2 separate regions of the Homo sapiens genome follow, and region 1 is linked to region 2. The links are chromatin loops, found by intact Hi-C in ENCODE. Cell type or tissue: PC-3. All regions are shown on one strand. Each heading gives the region's core, and the rest is flanking DNA. Links, peaks and the distances in the headings are about the cores only. Region 1 overlaps MAU2 (MAU2 sister chromatid cohesion factor). Region 2 overlaps GATAD2A (GATA zinc finger domain containing 2A).

Region 1 (13,776 bases), core at 1,478-9,477, 110 kb before region 2:
GACCCAGGAACTCAGCTTCCAAACATCTGCACCTTGACCGGACTCGCCATCCCGCCGTGGGGGTGCAGGTGATTGTAAACACGGGTGTGCATGTGGATGCACACGGGTGTGCGGTGAAGATCTGTGGAGATGGAGCTGGGAGCTGAGGCTCCTGTTGCACCAGCCACCTTCCCCCATCTTGTGGCTGCTGAGGGGCAGGAAGCGGGGGAGTGGGCTCGTCTCCTAAATTTAAGATCACCTCCTCAGCTAGCTTAGAGTGCGTGGCACGGGCCCCCCGCCCCCGAGATCTGGAGCCCAGGGACTTTCTTCCTGGCAGATCTGTGGCCTTCCCTGCTCAGCCTCTTGGTCCCCCCACTCCCTCCACCGCCTCACCTTCCCTGCTGGGTCTCTGGGGCACAGTGTGAAACCCGCACCCTAGCCAGGCCCCAGGGAGCCTCCGCTGGGCCCAGACAGCAGCGTTTGGTTTTATCCACTTTTCTTGGATAATCAGGAGGTGCCCCAGTGGTCACAGTGTGGCATTCCGAGTTGGGGCGGGTGGTCGGGTCAAGATAGCAGCAGCAGGTGTCAGGGCTCAAGACACCACCCCCTCCAGCTTCTGGGGCCCAGGAGCCTCTCCCTGCTACAGGGGGTGGGGGTCCTGCTCAGCAGGGTAGGTGGTGGTTTTAGGTCTTGTCACCCTCACTCAGTGGAACTGCCTCTGGGAGCTTTGGCGTCTGTGACTAAAGGGACGCTGGATTGCTCAGGTCAGCTGCTTGGGGCTCCCAGGCTGGGTGTGCCTTAGCCACAGGCAGGGCTGTCAATAACCCCCTTCCTCACTGGCCACCACCTGACATCAGCACCAGTGACAGGCTGGTCAGAGGGCGGGGCTGGTGAGGGTTTGTCCTAAGAGGACCACCGCCATCTCTGGGTCTCCAGGGGGAGAGCCTGGCCCTGTCCTTTGCTACCCAGGGCTGCCCCCAGGCCCATGAAGCCAATAGGAGAGCGTGTGGCACTGGCCCACAAACTGTCCCTGTCCTGTCTTCCTCCCGAGCCATGGCCTCTGCTAGCTCCACCTTGAAGGAGCCCCCCACATCCTCCCCTACATCCCAGAGATGCCACCACTTGTGTCTCCACAATGTGCTCCTGCCCACCCGGGTTCCGCACTGTCCGACCCCTGCACACCACTCATGTCACCACGGCGTGCATCATGTTCATCCCCATCTATTTATTTAAGCCTTTCTTTGCTTGTAGGGCATTTTGTATGTAGAGCAGTTGAAAACAGAACCTCAGAACTTAACATCTGTCCTGATGTTAAAGTGCTTTTCATGACCACCCTGTTATCTATGTATATGTAAAGTTAAGGATGAGATCTTAAGTTTACAATTAAAAACTCAGTACTCAATATTTAATATTCTACTCGAGCTTTATGGAAGCCAAATCATGTGCATGTGTGTGTGTGCGTGTGTGCAAGCTTTGAACCTCCTTCCACAGCCGCATCTTCTCATGACACAAAGCTTTTGATAAGTACTTTCCTGTGGGTCGCTCAGCGCCTCATAGCATCTCATTCAATTGCAAGAATAGAGGCCAGACACGGTGGCGCATGCCTGTAGTCCCAGCTAACTGGGAGGCTGAGGCAGGAGGATCACTTGAGCCCAGGAGATTGAGGCTGCAGTGAGCATGATCGCGACACTGCACTCCAGCCTGGGTGACGGTGAGACTTTGTCTCAAAAAAAAAAAAAAAAACAATGGAAGGCAGACAGCAAGTCCCTGAGGACACATCACACAGTGTCCTGTAGCTAAGTGTCTAGGAAAAAACAAAAACTCCAAACCCTTCAGTGGATGAGGACAAGGTCGCAGAAAGGCATTCTGTTGACAGATGAACAGCCGAAAGCTGGCCAGACCCTCCTGTATGCCTCTGCCCTTGTCCTGTGGGTTGAGGGGGTCTGACCAGGAGGCCACCTACAGCAGGAAGTGAGGCTGCCATGTTTCCTTGAGACACAGCTGCCTCTCCCCAGCTCTGTCCCTGTAGTCACCTGCCGGTGGGCGAGGATCCTCTCCCTGGGATAAGCACTCCCAGCCCCGTTTATCAGAAACACAGGCAAGGAAATTGGAACTGCCACCCAGCCCAGCATGGTGGCTCAATTGGTTGGTTGCGTTGTCAGTTGTCTCTTCGTTTTGTTAAGGTTTTTAATAAGTACGTTTGGCATAATGTCTTTTAATGGGTTTGTAATATTTGTAACGGTTTTAGCAGCCTATAACTTTTCAGCTGGTGCTTTTACTTAGGGAAAAAAACAATTTGTAAATACAGAACATTGTTTAAAAGACATAACCATAGAACATAGCTTCCTGTTTGTGGATTTTGTTTCCTATATATTCAAAGTAAAATGACTTACAGGAGCCACGTGCTGTGTCTTTGTTGTTTCCTCTGTCCGCTTTGTGAGCCATCCCAAAGACGGCTGCCACCCTTGCTGCCATGCCCACAGGGGCCCCCTCTGTGGCGGGGTCTTCAGCATGAGGATGCAGTCCCCAAATCCTGAGCCAGATGACGTGAATGGAAGCCTGAGTCCCCATCTCCTCCACTGATCATTTTCCTCTGGTCTGGCCTCGCCTAGAGAGGAAGGAACCCCATGCTCCATCAGCATATGAGGCCTTCAGCAGCCTGCTCCTGGAATCCTCCCTTCCCAGCCCTCTCAGGGGCAGACTCCCTCATGCACCCAGGTGTCCTGGTCCCTGTGTTTTTTTTTGTTGTTGTTGTTGTTTGAGATGGAGTCTTGCACTGTCGCCCAGGCTGGAGTGCAGAGGCGCGATCTCTGCTCACTGCAACCTCCACCTCCCAGGTTCAAGCGATACTCCTGCCTCAGCCTCCCAAGTAGCTGGGATTACAGGTGCCCGCCACCAAGCCCAGCTAATTTTTTGTATTTTTAGTAGGAACAGCATTTCACTGTGTTGGCCAGGCTGGTCTTGAACTCCTGACCTCGTGATCCACCTGCCTTGGCATCCCAAAGTGCTGGGATTACAGGCCTGAGCCACCGCGCCCAGCCGGTCCCTGCATTCTTAGAGGGGACCAGCCTCCATACACCTGGGAGTGAGGGGAGTTATTTGCCCAGATTTTTTTGTTTGGAGGTGAAATTACCATAACAAATTTAACTTTTTTTGCAGGTTGTGCTGGCTTACGCCTGTAATCCCAGTACTTTGGGAGGCCGAGGCAGGAGGATCCCTTGAGCCCAGGAGTTCAAGAACAGCCTGGGCTACATAGTGAGACCTAGTCTCTACAAAAAATGTATAAAAATTAGCCAGGCAACCAGGTGCCGTGGCTCAAGCCAGTAATCCCAGCACTTTGGGAAGCCGAGGTGGGCGGATCACTTAAGGCCAAGAGTTGAGACCAGCCTGGCCACCATAGTGAAACCCTGTCTCTACTAAAAATACAAAAATTAGCCGGGTGTGGTGGCGTGCACTTGTAGTCCCAGCTACTCAGGAGGCTGAGGCAGGAGATTCACTTGCACCAGGGAGTGGAGGGTTTCAGTGACCCAAGATCCTGATACTGTGCTCCAGCCTGGGTGACAGAGTAAGACTCTCTCTCTCAAAAAATAAATAAATACAAATACAAAATATAAAAATTAGCCGGTATGGTGGCGCACAACTGTAATCCCAGCTACTCGGGAGGCTGAAGCAGGAGAATCGCTTGAACCCGGAGGCAGAGTTTGCAATGAACCAAGATCACACCACTGCCTGGGCGAGAGAGGGAGACTCTACCTCGAAAAAAAAAAATAGCCAGGCATGGTGGTGTGTTCCTGTAGTCCCAGTTACTTAGGAGGCTGAGGCGGGAGGATTACTTGAACCCAGGAGGATATTAGCAGAGACAGAGTCTTGCTCTATTTTATATGTATATAAAATAGTATTATCTGTAAAGTGGACTGCTCAGTGGTATTCAGTACGTTCACAGTGTTGCACAGTTATCATCTCTATCTAGTTCTGGGACATTTTCATTCCCCCAAAAGGAGATTCATTGCCATCAGCAGTCACTCCTCATTCCTCCTCCCTCCCCAAGCCCCTGGCAACTAGTAATCTGCTTCCTGTCTGTGAATTTGCCTGTTCTGGATATTTTATATCAATGGAATCTCATACCCTGTGACCTCTTGTAGCCTGGGATCTCTCAGCACTATGTTTTCAAGGTTCATCTGCACTGTAGCATGGATCATTGCTTTGTTCCTTTTATGAGTGAATAATATCCCATTATATGGATGGACCAAACTGTTGATCTTTTTTTTTTTTTTTTGAGACAGGGTCTTGCTCTGTCACCCAGGCTGGAGTGCAGTGGGTTGATCTCGGCTCACTGCAACCTTTGCTTCCTAGGGTCAAGCAATTCTCCTGCCTCAGTCTCCTGAGTAGCTGGGACTACAGGCGCATACCACCAAGCCCAGATAATTTTTGGATTTTTAGTAGAGATGAGGTTTCACCATATTAGCCAGGCTGGTCTCAGACCCCTGACCTTGTGATCCACCTGCCTCGGCCTCTCAAAGCGCTGGGATTACAAGCATAAGCCACTGCACCCGGCTTTTTTTTTTTTTTCTTGAGACAGGATCTTGCTCTATAGCCCAGTGCAGTGGTATGATCTCAGCTCACTGCAACCTCCACCTCCCAGGCTCAAGGGATCCTCCCACCTCAGCCCCCCAAATAGCTGGAATGACAGGCACCACCATGCCAGGCTAATTTTTCTATATTTTCTAGACATGGGGTTTCACCTTGTTGCCCAGGCTGGTCTTGAACTCCTGGACTCAAGTGATCTGCCCGCCTTGGCCTCCCAAAGTGCTGGGATTACCACCGTGAACCACGGTGCCCGGCCTTATCCATCCTTTTATGGACATTCGGGTTGCTTCCCCCTTGTGGCGACTGTGAATAGTGCTGCTCTGTGAGTTTTGGCTGGACCACGTGTTTTCAATTCTCCTGGGCTTTCCCTGTGTCTTTATTGTGGACAGACAGGGCCGCTCAGCACACACATATGGTGTGAAGGCCCTCATGTCACTCTCAGGTTAGTTCCCCATGAGAGATACACAAGCCATCTTAGCCTCGAGCCCCAAGGGGCTCTGCTGGATGTGCAACGTTTTTGTATTTTGTTTTGCTATGTGTCGTTTAGAGACAGAGTCTCACTCTGTTGCCCGGGCAGGAGTGCAGTGGTGCAATCACTTGAGCCTCACTGCAGCCTCAAACGCCCTGGCCCAAGCGACCCTCCTGCCTCATCCTCCTGTGTAGCTGGGACTATAGATACGTGCCACCACACCCGGTTAATTTTTTTTTTTTTTTTGAGATGGAGTCTTGCACTGTTGCCCGGGCTGGAGTGCAGTGGTGTGATCTCGGCTCACTGCAACCTCTGCCTCCCAGATTCAAGAGATTCTCCTGCCTCAGCCTCCCGAGTAGCTGGGATTACAGGCACCTGCCTCCATTCCCAGCTAATTTTTTTGTATTTTTTAGTAGACACAGGGTTTCACCATGTTGGCCAGGCTGGTCTCCAACTCCTGAGCTCAAGCAATCCTCCCACCTTGGACTCCCAAAGTGCTGGGATTACAGTCGTGAGACACCACACCGGCCCTGTGCGAGTGTTTGAGTCTCAACATGGTGATCACAGCACCCCAACCATCGATGCCTGGGCTCCTTCTGCCCCATCCCCACCAGTTCAGCACCAGGCAGCCTTTTCACTCAAGGTAGACTCTGCTTATCCTTCATCATCAGCTTGGACATCATCTTCTCCAGACAGACAGGCAGGGGCCCATCTGGCCCATCTCATACCTCTCCAGCCCCTGCATGGGATTCACATCTTGAACCTGAGCTGGACCAGAGCACAGCATGACGAGCCTGCCATGGGACCAGCCACCTTTCCAGCAGGTGTGCAGCCCCCAGCTGGGAGGTGTGAACCTGCATGTGGACAGCAGGTCTATCCTGGGTTGACCAATGTTTCACACAAAGCCTACACCCAGGCAGTCACCTTGGCCTGGGCGCCCGGCAGACTAGGGTCACACAGCTCCTCCTGTTGAGTCATTTCCGAGTAGGCTATGCCCTGTGCAGCATCCATGGGACCCTGACTCAGGAAGTGAGTGACCTTCCTTTTCCCACAAGCCATGTCCTCATCCATGTCATCCCTCATCCACTTAGAGGATGAGGCGGGAGGGAGGTTGAGGCAGGAGGATCGCTTGAGCCCAGGAGGTTGAGGCTGCAGCAAGCTATGATCGCCCCACTGCACTCCAGCCTGGGTGACAGAGTGAGACCCGCTCTCTAAACAAAACATAGTGAAACAAAAAACAAATGATAGAAGCCAGATGTGGTGGAGCATACCTGTAGTCCCAGCTCCTTAGGAGGCTGAGATGGGATGATGGTTCAGGTCCAAAAGTTTGAGACTAGCCTGGGCAACGTAGCAAGACCCCGTCTCTATAAAAAATAAAACATCTGCCTGTAATCCCAGTACTTTGGGAGGCCGAGGCAGGCGTATCACTTGAGGCCAGGAGTTTGAGACCAACCTGGGCAACGTAGCAAGACTTTGTCTCTATAAAAAATTTAAAATCAGCTGGACGTGGTGGCTCATGTCTGTAATCCCACCATGTTGGGAGGCCGAGGCAGGTGGATCACCTGAGGTCGCGAGTTCAAGACCAATGTGGCCAACATAGCGAAACACAGTCTCTACTAAAAATACAAAAATCAGCTGGGTGTGGTGCTGCACGCCTCTAATCCCAGCTACTTGGAGGCTGAGGCAGAAGACAGTGACCCCAGGAGGCAGAGGTGGCAGTGAGCCAAGATGGCACCATTGTACTCCAGCCTGGGTGATGGAGTGAGACTCCATCTCAAAAAAAAAAAAAAATTAAAATCAGCCAGGCATGGTGCCTCACGCCTGTAATCCCAGCACTTTGGGAGGCCAAGGCAGGGAGATCATTTGAGGTCAGCAGTTTTTTTTGTTTTGTTTTGTTTTGTTTTTGTTTTGTTTTGTTTTGTTTTTGAGATGGAGTCTCGCTCTGTCGCCCAGGCTGGAGTGCAGTGGCGCGATCTCAGCTCACTGCAAGCTCTGCCTCCTGGGTTCACGCCATTCTCCTGCCTCAGCCTCCTTAGTAGCTGGGACTACAGGCGCCCGCCACCGCGCCCAGCTAATTGTTTGTATTTTTAGTAGAGATGGGGTTTCACCGTGGTCTCCATCTCCTGACCTCGTGATCCGCCCGCCTCGGCCTCCCAAAGTGCTGGGATTACAGGCATGAGCCACTGCGCCCGGCCGAGGTCAGGAGTTTGAGACCAGCCTGACCAACATAGTGAAACCCTGTCTCTACTAAAATATAAAAATTAGCCAGCCGTGGTAGCGGGTGCCTGTAATCTCAGCTACTCGGGAGGCTGGGGCAGGAGAATCGCTTGAACCCAGGAGGCAGAAGTTGCAGTGAGCCAAGATCACGCCACTGCAGTCCAGCCTGGGCAACAGGGCAAGACTCCCTCTCAAAAATAAATAAACCTGGCAGGGCGAGGTGGCTCACACCTGTAATCCCAGCACTTTGGGGGGCCAAGGCAGATGGATCACCTAAGCTCAGGAGTTTGAGACCAGCCTGGCCAACATGGTGAAATCCCATCTCTACTAAAAATACAAAAAAATTAGCCGGGCATGGTGGTGGGCACCTGTAAATCCTAGCTACTCAGGAGACTGAGGCATGAGAATCGCTTGAATCCGGGAGGTTGGAGGTTGTGGTGAGCTGAGATCAGGCCACTGCCCTCCAGCCTGGACCACAGAGTGAGATTCCATCTAAAAAAAAGTAATAATAAAATAAATAAAAATAAAAATAAAATAATGCAAAAATTAGCCAGCCACGGTGGTGCACACCTGTAATCCCAGATACGTGGGAGGCTGAGGCAGGAGAATCACTTGAATCCAGGAGGTGGAGGTTGCAGTAAGCCAAGATCACGCCACTGCAGTCCAGCCTGGTTGACAGAGCTAGACTCCCTCTCGAAAAAACAAAAAAAACACTTTTTTTTTTAAATTTAAAATTGCCAGGCGGCCGGGCATGGTGGCTCATGCCTATAATCCCAGCACTTTGGGAGGCCGAGGCAGGTGGATCACCTGAGGTCAGGAGTTCGAGACCAGCCTGGCCAACATGGTGAAACCCCGTCTCTACTAAAAATACAAAAATTAGCAGGGCTTGGTGGTGGGTGCCTGTAATCCCAGCTACTCAGGAGGCTTGGGCAGGATAATCACTTGAATCTGGGTGGCAGAGCTGAGATCGCGCCGCTGCACTCCAGCCTGGGTGACAGAGCGAGACTCCGTCTCAAAAAACAAAAAAAAAAATTGCTAGGCATAGTGGTGTGTGCCTATAGTCCCAGCTACTCAGGAGTCTGAGGTGGAAGGATTGCTTCAGCCTGGGAGGTCGAGGCTGCAGTGAGCCACGATTGCAGCTCTGCAATCCAGTCTGAGCAACAGAGTGAGAACCGGTCTCTAAAAATAATAATAAAAATAAAAAAGAAAATGGACAACTTTCTTTTGAACACAGCTTCTAGAACCCAGCACCTGAGGAAATATACGCAGGCAGAAATCCTCGCAGTGGCCACCTCACATCCTGTCTCCTCCTATTCCGGCTGCTTTGACAAATTACCATAGACTGAGGGGCTTACAAACAACAAATACTTATTTCTTACTGATCTAGAGGCTGGGAAATTCAAAATCAAGGTGCCAGCAGATTCGGAGTCTGGCGAGGGCCTGCTTCCTGGTTTGCTTCCCGCTCTCTAGCTCCACCCTCATGACATAATCATCTCCCAGAGGCCCCACCTCCAAAATACAATCACAGGCTGGGTGCAGTGGCTCACGACTGTAATCCCAAAACTTTGGGAGGCCAAGACAGGAGAATCACTTGAGCTCAGGAGTTCAAGAGCAGCCTGGGCAACATGGTGACACCCTGTCTGTACAAAAAATACAAAAAAATTAGCCGGGCATGGTGGTGCGCACCCATAGTCCCATCTACTGGGGAAGCTGAGGCAGAGGATCACTTGAGCCCAGGAGTTCAAGGCTGGAGTGAGCCATGATCCCACCACGGCATTCCAGCCTGAGCGACAGATCAAGACCCTGTCTGAAAAATAAATAAAAAACAGAGGACCGAGCGCAATGGCTCACGCCTGTAATCCCAGCACTTTGGGAGGCCAAGGTGGGCAGATCATGACGTCAGGAGATGGAGACCATCCTGGCTAACACGGTGAAACTCCGTCTCTACTAAAAATACAAAAAATTAGCCGGCCCTCGTGGCGGCAGAGCTTGCAGTGAGCCGAGATCATGCCACTGCACTCCAGCCTGGGTGACAGAGTGAGACTCAGTTAAAAAAAAAAAAAAGAAAAAACAGGCCAGGCGCGGTGGCTCACACCTGAGCTGAGATCGTGCTGTTGCACTCCAGCCTGGGTGACAACAGCGAGACTCCGTCTCAAAAAAAAAAAAAAATACAATCACATTTCAACATAAGAATATTGAAAGAGGAGGGACACGGTGGCTCATGCCTGAATCCCAGCACTTTGGGAAGCCAAGGCGGGAAGACTACTTGAGGTCAGGAGTTCAAGACCAGCCTAGCCAACATGGTAAAACTCCATCTCTACTAAAAATACAAAAATTAGCCAGGTGTGGTGACAGGAGCCTGTAATCCCAGCACTTTGGGATGCCTAGGTGGGCGAATCACCTGAGGTCAGGAGTTCCAGATCAGCCTGGTGAACATGGTGAAACCTCATCTCTACTAAAAATACAAAAATTAGCTGGGTGTAGTGGCAGGTGCTTGTATTCCCAGCTACTCGGGAGGCTGAGGCAGGAGAATTGCTTGAACCTGGGAAGCGGAGGTTGCAGTGAGCCGAGATCTCACCATTGCACTCCAACCTGGGTGACAAGAGGGAAACTCCACCTCAAAATAAATAAATAAATAAATAAATAAGATGAAGTTTCTTATTTCGTCCCAAATTTATGCTCACATGGTGAGATTACAATGAAATTGGCTGGGAAAGGAAAGGAAAAGGTTAATTTCCACATGAATTTTATTTTCTTAGTACTCTGATTTTTTTGATTTTTTTTATTTTTATTTTTTTTTTTTGAGATGGAGTTTCGCTGGTTGCCCAGGCTGGAATGCAATGGTGCAATCTCAGCTTACAGCAACCTCTGCTTCCCAGGTTCAAGCGATTCTCCTGCCTCAGCTTCCTGAGTAGCTGGGATTACAGGCGCACACCACCACGCCCAGCTAATTATTTTGTACTTTTAGTGGAGATGTGGTTTCACCATGTTGGCCAGGCTGGTCTGGAACTCCTGACCTCAGGTGATCCACCCGCCTCGGCTTCCCAAAGTGCTGGGATTACAGGTGTGAGTCACTATGCCCGGCCAGGGATAGTCCACTTTGTCAGTGTGTGTTTGTTGTGAACGTCGTCTCTAACCACAGTTCCTTACACTCAGTGTTTCTGCAGCGCAGGGTTCAGGCTCCATCTGCAGTTAGGCACACTCTGTCCAGAGTGAGTCTCTGTGTGGCCTTGGCGCTGTCCTGCTATTCCAGGGTTCTGAGCACAAATCCTCCCCTAAAGGGTTAAGCACAAACTGTTCAGAAGTCCTGTCGTGAACCGGAAGTGTATCTCCCACTCTGTCTTCATCTGCAAGTGTCCTCAGTTGCTACTGGCGGCCCCTGGCCTGCTCTGGCCTTGGCCACCAGGGGGCATGGTGGCCCAGGAGCAGCAAGGGCTGCCCAGGCAATGTCCCCACCAGGTAGGACAGGTGGGAACCTACAATCCAGCTAGAAAGACTGGGCTGGATGTTGCCAGACCCCAGTCTGGCCAGGCTTTGCTCATCTGCAGGGATGTGGGGTGACCTTCACACCACTCCTGTAACTGTTGGAGAAGACAATGGCCAGGGTTCTCCGGGCGTCAGGGTGACACCATTCCCTCCTTTACTTGCCAAACATGTATTAAGCACCTACTGTGCGCTGGATGCTGGGAACACAGCAGAGACCACATCAGACAATGTCTGATGCCCTCAGAGGGTGGACATAGTTCCCCTGATGACGGGTTTCAGAAGGGAGGGAGTGTTGACCATCTGTGAGAAGGGAGTGTCGCACAGTAGGTGGGGGACAACCACAGGGGAGGAGGTGGGGGACGCTGTGACAAGACCAAAAGGAGGGCTGGGAGCGATGGTTCATGCCTATAATTCCAGCACTTTGGGAGGCCGAGGTGGGCAGATCACCTGATGTCAGGAGTTTGAGACCAGCCTGCCCAACATGGTGAAACCCTGTCTCTACTTAAAATACAAAAAATTAGCCAGGCATGGTCGTGGGCGCCTGTAATCCCAGCTACTCAGGAGGCTGAGGCAGGAGAATTGCTTGAACCTGGGAGGTGGAAGTTGCAGTGAGCCAAGGTCACGCCATTGCACACAGCCTGGGCAACAAGAGCAAAACTCCGTCTCAAAAAAAAAAAAAAGGAGGCAAGCAGGCCCCCCTTGGGCCAGCTGATCAGAGCTGGACAACATTCCAGCTTCGGCGATGGGGCCACCAAGACCCAGGCATCTGGGGAATTGTGTCCCCTACTGGCACAGTTGAGTGACTCGGGTGGGGACTGCAGGCTCTGGTCCTGGTCCCCTCCTGTCTGGCCACCCCTCAGGGGACACTGGGAGGGTATCGCGGCTACCAGGCTGCCTGTCGCATTTATGGAGGGCCAGTCCACCACCACCTTGTACTCAGCTGACATCTGGAAGCACATCCAGGAGGACACTGAAGGCTCAGAAAGTGCCTGGGCCCCTGTGTTCAGGTGTGAAATCAAATCTCTGAGGCCCCAGACCAGAGCCATCATCCTTCTGCCCCCACTGGACTGAGACTCACATGCCCAGAACTGCACTTGTGGATGATGGTGGTACATCCAGGGCAGAATACACGGCAGACAGGTCAGCTGATGACAGTGTCTGCTGGCCAGGGTCAGTCCCTGACTCTCTTGTATAATGTGTAACCCAACAGCGCGTGCCCAGGGGGCTGGGGCACTCCAGACACCGGCCCAGGCCCTGGCTTGACTCAGGCCTGACCCTAAAGGAACCCGAGTAAGTGTCTCAGAGCCGGGTCCTGGATCCAAATGCCCCTAATACTTCACACACCGGCCACCATGCTGCTTCCTGAGCAACCTGCTCCCCAGGAAAAGTGACCTAATCACTCCAGGCTGTTCTTCTCCGGAGCATCCTCTGGTACCCACCGAAGGAAGTGACCCCTGAGTCCTACTCAGCTCCTCCACTCACGGGATTTTTTTTTCTTGGCAACTAGTTCTCCCTATACCCAAAACCTATATGACAAGAGGATCCTTTTTATTAAAAAAATTTTTTTGCCAAGTGCGGCAAAAAATCCCAGCACAGGCCGGGCACGGTGGCTCACGCCTATAATCCCAGCACTTTAGGAGGCCGAGGCGGGTGGATCACGAGCTCAGAAGGTCGAGACCATCCTGGCTAACACGGTGACACCCCATCTCTACTAAAAATACAAAAAATTAGCCGGGCGTGGTGGTGGGCACCTGTGGTCCCAGCTACTCAGGAGGCTGAGGCAGGAGAATGGTGTGAACCCGGGAGGCGGAGCTTGCAGTGAGGCAAGGTCACGCCACTGCACTCCAGCCTGGGCGACAGAGCGAGACTCTGTCTCAGAAAAAAAAAAAAAAAATCCCAGCACTTCGGGAGTCTGTAATCCCAGCACTTTGGGAGGCCAAGAGTTTGAGACCAGCATAGCCAACATGGTGAAACCCCGTCTCTACTAAAAATACAAAAATTGGGCACGGTGGCTCACACCTATAATCCCAGCAATTTTCGAGGCCAAGGCGGGTGGATCACCTGAGGTCAGGAGTTCCAGACCAGCCTGGACAACATGGTGAAACCCCATCTCTACAAAAAATACAAAAATTAGCCGGGCATTGGTGGTTTGTGCCTGTAGTTCCAGCTACTTGGGAGACTAAGGCTGGAGAATCACTTAAACCTGGGAGGTGGAAGTTGCAGCAAGCCAAGATTGCACCACTGCACTACAGCCTGGGCGAAGAGTGAGAATCTGTCTCAAAAAAAAAATTTTTTTCTCTTTGGTCATGTGCGGTAGCTCACGCCTGTAATCCCAGCACTTTGGGAGGCCAAGGCAGGTGGATCACTTGAGGTCAGGAGTTCCAGACCAGCCTGGCCAACATGGTGAAACTCCCGTCTCTACTAAAAATACAAAAATCAGCTGGATGTGGTGGTGGGCACCTGTAATCCCAGCTACTTGGGAGACTGAGGCATGAAAATAGTTTGAACCTGGGAGGCAGAGATTGCAGTGAGCTAGGATCATGCCACTGCACTCCAGCCTGGGAGACAGAAAGAAATTCTGTCTTAAAAAAAAAAAAAGGGGGGGGTGGCAGGCGCAGTGGCTTACGCCTGTAATCCCAGCACTTTGGGAGGCTGAGACAGGCGGATCACATGAGGTCAGGAGTTCGAGACCAGCCTGGCCAACATGGTGAAAACCCTGTCTCTACTAAAAACACAAAAAATTAGCCAGGCGTAGTGGTGGGTGCCTATAATTCCAGCTACTCAGGAGGTTGACGCAGGAGAATTGCTTGAACCCGGGAGGTGGAGGTTGCGGTGAGCCGAGATCGCACCATTGCACTCCAGCCTGGGCAACAAGAGCAAAACTCTGTCTCAAAAAAAAAAATTTTTTTTTTTTGGCCAGCGTCAATGGCTCATACCTGTAATCCCATCACTTTGGGAGGCCGAGGCAGGAGGATCACTTGAGCCCAGAAGTTTCAGACCAGCCTGGCAACATGATGGGACCCTATCTCTACATAAAA
Region 2 (8,000 bases), core at 1-8,000:
CATGTAGGCCAGGCTGGTCTTGAACTCCTGACCTCAGGTAATCCACCCACCTCAACCTCCGAAAGTGCTGGGATTACAAGTGTGAGCCACTGTACCCAGCCTTGATTTGTTTTTTTTTTTGGATGGAAGAGCACGTTGCTCAGTAAAAATGCGGCTCTTCTCCAGGGGTCCTGCAACTGAAAGGTAAGGACTGAGGGTCCCTCAGTCACCTTGGGCCTGCATGGGGTGAGGGAATGAGAACTCTGTGAATGGCCACACCTCACTGAGGATGTGTTTGTATGTGCCTTTTCTGAAGTGTCAACTCTTATTGGATTGTCAGTGGTCCAGGACCAGACCTGCTGTATGCCAGGTACTATGCTGATCTCTGGTAGAGAGGTAATCAAGACAGGATCTGATTTATGCAGCTATTTTTTTGGAAGACCATGTCATGAAGGAAAGCGCAGAGGTCTTGGAAAGAAGGACTTGCCATTGCCGATGTGGCTCACCGTCTCCATTTCCTTACTTCACCTGGGAGGAGACTGGGCTGTGGCTTCCGTGGTCCATGGATTGGGCAGACTTCAACACAGCCTAGGTGGATATCTGGCAAGTTGTCCCCGTTAGTGGTGTGTGGCGTTCAGGCAGCTCTTGTGTCTTGCTCTTCTCTTCCCCACCTCCCCTTGTACCATGAGTGGCTTGTCTGCTGTGGGAGGGGGCAGCACTTGGACCAAAGGCCTGCCCCATGGTCTGGACGGGGCAGGCTGGGATGTGTGTTCCTTGGCCACTTTGGGGCTCAAAGTAGCATCTGTGCTGTTAGATCTGATCTTGGCTTTAGTTTTTTTTGGCCTTCAGCTCCCTGGTCAAGCACTTGTGGCCAGTGACAGACTGTAAAACACACTGGAAATGTAGTCTGTTTACTGGGCCTGCAAAACCAGTCGCAATTGGTGACACTGGTGTCCTTGATGACAATTAGAATCATTGCCGTTGTCTTTCTTTTTAGACTTTTGCAGTCACCAAGAGGGCGGTGGGGTGACACATCTGTGTCACTTCCCTGCCCAGAGAATGCACTGGCTGATCATTTGATATTAAGACAGGTTAGGCCACCCACCACGGTGAGCATGCGTGCCCATCATTAAAATGCAGGTTAGGCCAGGCGCGGTGGCTCACGCCTGTAATCCCAGCACTTTGGGAGGCCGAGGCGGGCAGATCACGAGGTCAGGAGATCGAGACCATCCTGGCTAACATGGTGAAACCCCGTCTCTACTTAAAAAAAAAAAAAAAAAAAAAATTAGCCGGGCGTAGTGGTGGGCACCTGTAGTCCCAGCAACTTGGGTGGCTGAGGCAGGAGAATGGCGTGAACTCGGGAGGTCAGGCTTGCAGTGAGCCCAGATCACACCACTGCACTCCAGCCTGGGCGACAGAGCGAGACTCCGTCTCAAAAAAACAAAAACAACACATATTAACACCCAAGCCTTCCAAAACCAAAAACAAATCAGAAAGTAATGTGATATTGCTTCTTCCTAGACATCCAGCCACCCAGTTGTCCAGAACGTGGGAGTGTGGACGGCTTTGTTTTGTTCTGTGCCAAAATGGGGCCAGCTGGAAAAAAGGTGTGCATCACATAATTTTTGCAAGATGTCTCTGAGGATCACGGATAGAGTGAGTCCTTCCTGTTTGGACAGATGCTTTTTACAGGGAAGGGAGAGGAGGGTGAGGTCGACACTGGAATTGCCCCCAACCCCGACAACCACGTGAGCATGGGGCTCTCCTGGTGTGCCCGAGACAGTGAGTTCTGACTCACGTGTGCACCTGTGAGTCAAACCCTGAATTTAGGTCACAAACTTTATCACGGCCCAGAAACCTTACCATCCCACTCCAGAAGGGCCCTCACGCACTCCCAGCCCTTCCTGTTTTGGTGCTTCCCCTCATGAGACTGGTCTTGCCTCTTTTCCGGTTTTCCAGGGATGCACTCACAGAGTCAGTGCTCTTTGGGGTCCGGCTTCCTTCTGAGTGTTTTGGGATTTGCCCCTGGTGTGTATTGGTGTGCCTCTGAGTGGTGTGCACAGGGCACTTCTCACTTGTCAGTAGACATGTGTGCAGCCTCCAATTTGGGCCTGGTGTGAGCACCCGCTGCTGTGCAAGGTCCCTGCAGATTGTCTGTTTGTGGGTACGAGTCAGCATTTCTCTTGGTAAACACTCAGGTTAAACTGCAGGGTTACAAATTGTGTGTGTGGTTAGTCGTTTTAGAGAAACGACTGGGCTTTTCCCCCAAAATGGTCTGTGCTTTTCACACTCACAGGTGTGGCAGTCCAGCATACCGTCTTCACTTGTTGTTCTCAGTCTTTATAGTTTTAGCCACTGGGTCCCCAGAGAGGTTGAGGTCCAGACTTGGCCTACACGTGTGGCTCTGTCTTAAGCCCGTCACCCTTGTCCCTCTTTGATGGAAGCACGAGGCCAGGCAGAAGAGCCCACTGCCCCTTGTGCTAGTCAGTCACATAGCGGATGCTCGGACAGTTGCTGGTGCCACAGAACCCCTATCATCGTTGTGTTGGCTGCCTGCATACGGGTGGAGGGGTTGTCTTCACAGCGATGTGCAGAGCTGAGCTTCCACCCCCTGCTCTCAGGACTATGCCTCCCCGCAGCTGCTCCCGGCCCGCCGGCCGGCTGTCTACAGGAATGCACGTCCTTGAATGAGATGGACGATGGACTAATGTGGCACAGCTGTCGACGTGAGGGCTCAGGAAAGGGCTGGGTTCTCATAGCCCAGGGACATGGTTTGTGGCCCTCACACTGGCTGCCTCCTACAGCCCTCTTGGCAGGGATTGAACCCCTAAATCCCCCATCGGGGTGCCAGAGCTTTGGAAGTCCCACAGCAAGAAGCCATTTTCCCTTTGTGTGACCACTGGCCTGTCCCAGAGTCAGGGTCCAGACAGGGGGCTCCGGAGCGGGGTACTCTGTGGGCGGCTCTCTGGAGCCCCCCCCCCTCCACTGCCCCAGCCCCTCCCCAGCACCTGTTGAGGGCTGGCTGCTGCCTTTCACTTGCTAATTCTCTGTCTGCTTCTGGGCAACTTCCAGGAGAGGCTGGGTGGCCCCAGGGAGTGCCTTCACCAGCTCCGACTAGAAATCCACAGCCTGCGGGCATTTCTTAGCTCATGGGAACTGAGAGGTATGTTCCCTTGGGAATCTGTTTTGTGCTCCCTTCCCTGCCTTAGCCGCTGCCCCTCCAAACCTCAGTGGCCACCGTCTGTCTCCTCCTTGTTCTCTATGTCACCCCTTTCCTGCAGGCTCCTCATCCAATTTCCCTTTATCTGGGACTCTAATCCCAGAAATCGCTGAAATGTGAGGGGTCCACCTGTACTTCTAAGAATCGTTAGATTATATAGGGGCACCAGGATAACAGACTGCCCTGTTTCTAACTCCCCAAGTCCTCAGCTCACATGAGGGCCGTAGCATGAGCCGGCCCGGTGCCAGGTAAAAGAGCATCACTGCTGGTCTTCCTGAACTTCAGCTTCTCCAAGGTGTTGCCAGCTCCCTGTTGCCTTTAGACGCCCTCCTCTGGTCATGGAGGGGACTCGGATCCCTAACTTTGAAATGGGGCTTCTCTCTTGGACAGTGCAGGCTCTCTGGGGATGTTATTATCCTGTGGTGGCTCTGACAGAAAACCAGAGGCCACACTTTATATGGACATCGAGGTAATCACCAGTAAATGTTTGGCCTTCTCTGTCTGAACTCTTCTCACACATCTGTAAGTTGAGCAGATTTGCAGATTAAGCAGACCTCTTCCTTCTTTTTAAATGACTTGCTTTCTGTTTTGCTGCTGCGGCTTCTGATATCTCCTCCCAGCATGTATTCCTGCTGTTGTCTTATTTGTCACTCACTGACAGGCTTCTCTTCCTGTAACTGATGTCCCAGCTCCTGTAGCGGGTTATTTAAATGTCCCATCCACAGGGACAAGACGGGGAGGGTGTCTGACCAGCACTCCGCTGTGCCCACTGAAACTGGGTTTAGCTATGTTGCTTTTCAGTCTGCAGCCAGCTTCCCTGCCATGCTGCAAGCAGTTGCAGTGAAACCAACCTGGAGGCTACGGGGCGGCTTCTGAGTGCTCCTTAGGCCGAGAGCCAGTCCTGTCCCTCATGGTCCCCTAACCTGGTGAAGGAGTGGAGCGAAGGGCAGTGGGCGCCAGGCCTTGGGGGTCTCTGTGTGCAGAACAGGTAGAAACAGACGGAGTGGATACCTGGGAACCTGCAGGGGCATGTGTGATCCCAGGTGGGACAGGCAGGCGTCACACCCAGGGGGGCAGTGTTTTCCCGGTTAGCAGAATATGCCCCTGGAAGAAAAGAAAAGCCTACCTGGTTAGAAGAGATCTTTCTGAGGTTTTTCTTCTCTCTCTTAAGATGAGCATATGAATTATAATTTGTGAGCCTGAGGGGGCAGCTGGTGGTAGAAAAAAGAACGTGGGTGTCTGACAGCCTGGATCGGCCATGTACTGAATCTCTGTGTGGCCTGGGATAGTCTGCCCCCACTTTGTGAATGCCTCTTGTCTCCTCTGTGAATTGAGGCTCCACCATAGTGTAAAGTCACAGTGCTGAGAGGAAGGCAGGGTAACGCCTGAAGCCAAGCTGGATCTGCTGCCTTTGGAAACACTGAGTTACCTGTGGCTGAGGCTCGGGCAGATGCCACCGTTCTCTCTGGAGGGTGGGAGACAAGGGAGGGGACGTCTGATGGGTGGAAAGATGGGAGACATACCAGATGTTGCTATGTGCCTCCCTTGCTTGGGACCTGTGCCATAGGACTGCGGATTTTTAGAGCTTATATCTTTAAAATAGTTGTGACGTCATCAAATTGAAAAGCTTTGGGGGTTCATGCGACTGAGACTTGATGCCATGCAGAATTCCTCAAGGCAGGGCCCTGATAGCTTTCGTACAAAGAGCATTCTAAAGAGAGCCATCAGTCCAGGCCTCCAGGAGACTTGGCGTGTCTGCAGGCGGTGTGGGAAGAGTGGTCTGAGGGCACTCTCTGGGGGACTGCAGCCCAGAAATCATGGTGCACCGGGTGCAGGGGTCAGAGTCTGAAGGTACACGGTGGTAGGAGCAGAGACCGGAAAGGTGGTCTGGGATAGATTGTTGGATGCAGGAAGGGTGGAACATAGAGTTGGGACTGGGCCTTGGGTTTGGGACCCCCCTCTGGAGAAGGGAGAGTTGATGCTCTGAGCCTAGGTGGAGCCCAGGATCTCTCAGGCATTTGGACGGGAGAGAGGTGGCCAACTTGCTGGAGAAGGAAGGAGATTCCTAGTCCCGGAGACCAGCAGTCTAGGGGCAGTGGGGCACAAGATTCAGAATAGCGTCCTCACACTGAGGTCCTGGGTGACCTGGCCAGCCATGTTCCTGTGTTTGATCCACAGCCATAGGGCGTCGCCCGCTTTCTGTGACTTAGGTAAACATAGAGGCTGTACAGTTGCCACATAAGGCTGTAAGAACCTTAAGGTGACCAAATTTTGTTGGCTGATGATTAAATAGGTTTTATAAGCAATTATAGTGTATCTTTGGGGTGAATCCTATTAAATTTTTAGTACCTCTCACTTTTCAAAATACAACTTTGGCAGCAAAAAGAAAGTTACATGGGCCATGATACATCAGCAGGACAGGACCCAGGATCCCAGCCTCTGTACTACTGTCGAGGCTGCCAGAGATGGGAAATCCTTTTCCTGAAGCACTGGCACCTCCCCTTTTCCATCTGTGGGCCCCAGACAGCAGTTGGATTTGTGGGATATGTCTGTTGACATTTACTGTGTTAGAAAATTTGAAAATACTGGCCAGGCGCAGTGGCTTACGCCTGTAATCCCAGCACTTTGGGAGGCCGAGGTGGGCAGATCACATGAGGCCAGGAGTTCGAGACCAGCCTGAGCAACATGGCAAATCCCCGTTGCTACAAAAAAAGTAGCTGGGTGTGGTGGCGCACTTCTGTAAGCCCAGCTACTTGGGAATCTGAGGCACAAGCACCACTTGAACCCAGGAGACAGAGGTTGCAGTGAGCCGAGATCGCACCACTGCACTCCAGCCTCGGCGACAGAGTGAGACTCTGTCTCAAAAAAAAAAGAAAAAAAATTTCAGCCTGGGCAACATAGCAAAAGTGTCTCTACTAAAAATCCAAAAAAATTGCAGAGTGGTGGCGCACACTTGTAGTCCCAGCTATTCGGGAAGCTAAGGTAGGAGAATCACCTGGGCCTGGGAGGCAGAGGCTGCAGTCAGTTGAGATGGCACCACTGTACTCCAGGCTGGACAACCTGAGTTGAGACCTTGTCTCAAAAAAAAAAAACAAAAAAAAACCTATTATTAATTCATTTAAAGATGACTATAGTAGACCTGTGACATATTAGCATAAATAACTTATTATTAAAAATCTATTTTGCAAATCTCTTTAATACTCAGCTTACTAAGAAGGCAGCTGCTAGGTTCCCGTGGCTATTTCTGTGTCCATCCTCTTGCGTTCTTTGTGAGGGTTTGAAGCATGGTGAAGAAAATGTAACTAGCATGGAGAAGAGGTTGGAGAGTGGAGGAGCGTTTCCATAGGCTTTTTGGATCATTGTGCGTTTCCTCCTCTAATGAGAAACCAAAATCCAGAGTGGCTAGTCTCTACTGGTGAGTTGGCCCTTAGACTCTGAAACCTCATCATTGAGCTTTTTGTACATGGGTTACATTAAAATCCGTGGGACTCTTTTACACTTTGAACAGAAAAATCTGTTTTTAAAACTAACTTTTAATTTTAGAATAGTCTTAGACTCACAGAAAAGTTGCAAAGATCAGTCCTGCAAACCTCATCCCAGTCTCCACATTGTTAACAGACTACAGAACATGTGTCACAAGTAGTGAGCCAGGGTCCATGTATTATTTTAACCGAGTTCATACTTTATTCTGATTTCCTCAGTTTTTTCCAGCTGTCCTTTTTCCCTTACGTTATATTTAATCCTTGCGTCTCCCTAGATTCCTTGGACTATGACAGTTTCTCGTACTTTCTTTGTTTTGGGTTACCTTGTCAGTTTTGAGGAGCAGAGGTCAAGTGTTCTGTAGAATGTCAGTGCATTGGGATTTGTCAGATGCTTTTCTCACAGGCAGGTGATGGATTTGGGGGAGGAAGACCACAGAGGGTGAAGTGCTCTTCTCGTCACATCATATCAAAGGTACTGCTGGTCTTGAATGAACGATCGTTTTGGTGAGGTGCCATTTGTCAGGTTTTTCTACTGTAAAGTTACCCTTCCCTCCTTCCCCTGCTCCACCATTTCCATACTGTCCTCTTTGGAAGGAAGTTACTATGTGTGGCCCACTCTTTTTTTTTTTTTTTTTTTTTTTTGAGATGGAGTCTCACTGCGTTACCTAGGCTGGAGTGCAATGGCATGATCTCGGCTCACTGCAACCTCTGCCTCCCAGGTTCTAGTGATTCTCCTGCCTTAGCCTTGTGAGTAGCTGGGATTACAGGCACTTTAGAGAAGGGGTTGTTCACCAAGTTGGCTAGGCTGGTCTCAAACTTCTGGCCTCCTGTGATCCACCCGCCTCGGCTCCCAAAGTGCTAGGATTCCAGGTGTGAGCCACCGTGCCTGGCGACACAGCCTACTCTTGAGGAATGGGGACTCATGCTCACCTCTTCAAAGGTGAATTGTCTGCATAAATTATTTGGGATTCTTCTGCCTGACAGTTTTATCTTTTCTTCCCCTGAATGACATTTTACTCACGTATGAGTTTGTAATACCATTGAATGTTGGAAAATAGTAGTTTACTGGGTTATAGAGACGTTTCAGATACACATATCATCATTTAGTGTCACAAAATCAGATTTGTCAATGTCACCACCTATCCGTTGGGAAGTTGTTGAGCTCACAGCAAGTAGCAAATATAAGTTTTCCAAAATTCTGATTTTTGATTAATGGAAGCTCGTACTTTATCACTGGTACCAGATACCCTTGGGTGTTTTTCATGAAGCACCAGGCTTTGCATGAATGCTCACGCGAGCGTTTCTCTTCATGGCGCCAT

Evidence for each region. Hi-C counts contacts between places; a loop is a spot of excess contacts. Peaks named below come from ENCODE experiments on the same cell type or tissue, not always from the same donor. Only the 100,000 strongest peaks of a DNase experiment are listed, where the experiment ranks them.
Region 1: it touches region 2 in a loop (4-fold over the local background); 22 of 110 quality-filtered maps call a loop at or near these places.

The regions. Positions count from the first base shown.
Region 1 is chr19:19,356,375-19,370,150 of GRCh38, forward strand. MAU2 (MAU2 sister chromatid cohesion factor) reads left to right here. Exons shown (of 19, transcript NM_015329.4): 19 at 1-2,380. LOC124904656 (a long non-coding RNA gene) reads right to left here. Exons shown (of 2, transcript XR_007067163.1): 2 at 2,337-2,587. Among named protein-coding and RNA genes, the nearest start is that of GATAD2A, 42 kb to the right of the region's middle. RefSeq lists enhancers at 8,582-8,681, 8,702-8,811, 10,559-10,608, 10,759-10,808. In PC-3, for the core only: a CTCF peak has its summit at 4,870 (motif pointing left); DNase peaks (open chromatin) are centred at 4,867 and 8,727; H3K4me3 peaks cover 587 bases; H3K27ac peaks cover 624 bases.
Region 2 is chr19:19,472,533-19,480,532 of GRCh38, forward strand. The region is part of intron 2 of GATAD2A (GATA zinc finger domain containing 2A); the gene reads left to right. Among named protein-coding and RNA genes, the nearest start is that of TSSK6, 39 kb to the right of the region's middle. RefSeq lists enhancers at 133-825, 826-1,517, 2,211-2,902 and a silencer at 1,660-1,729. In PC-3, for the core only: a CTCF peak has its summit at 3,537; no DNase peak of the experiment used is centred there; H3K27ac peaks cover 1,173 bases.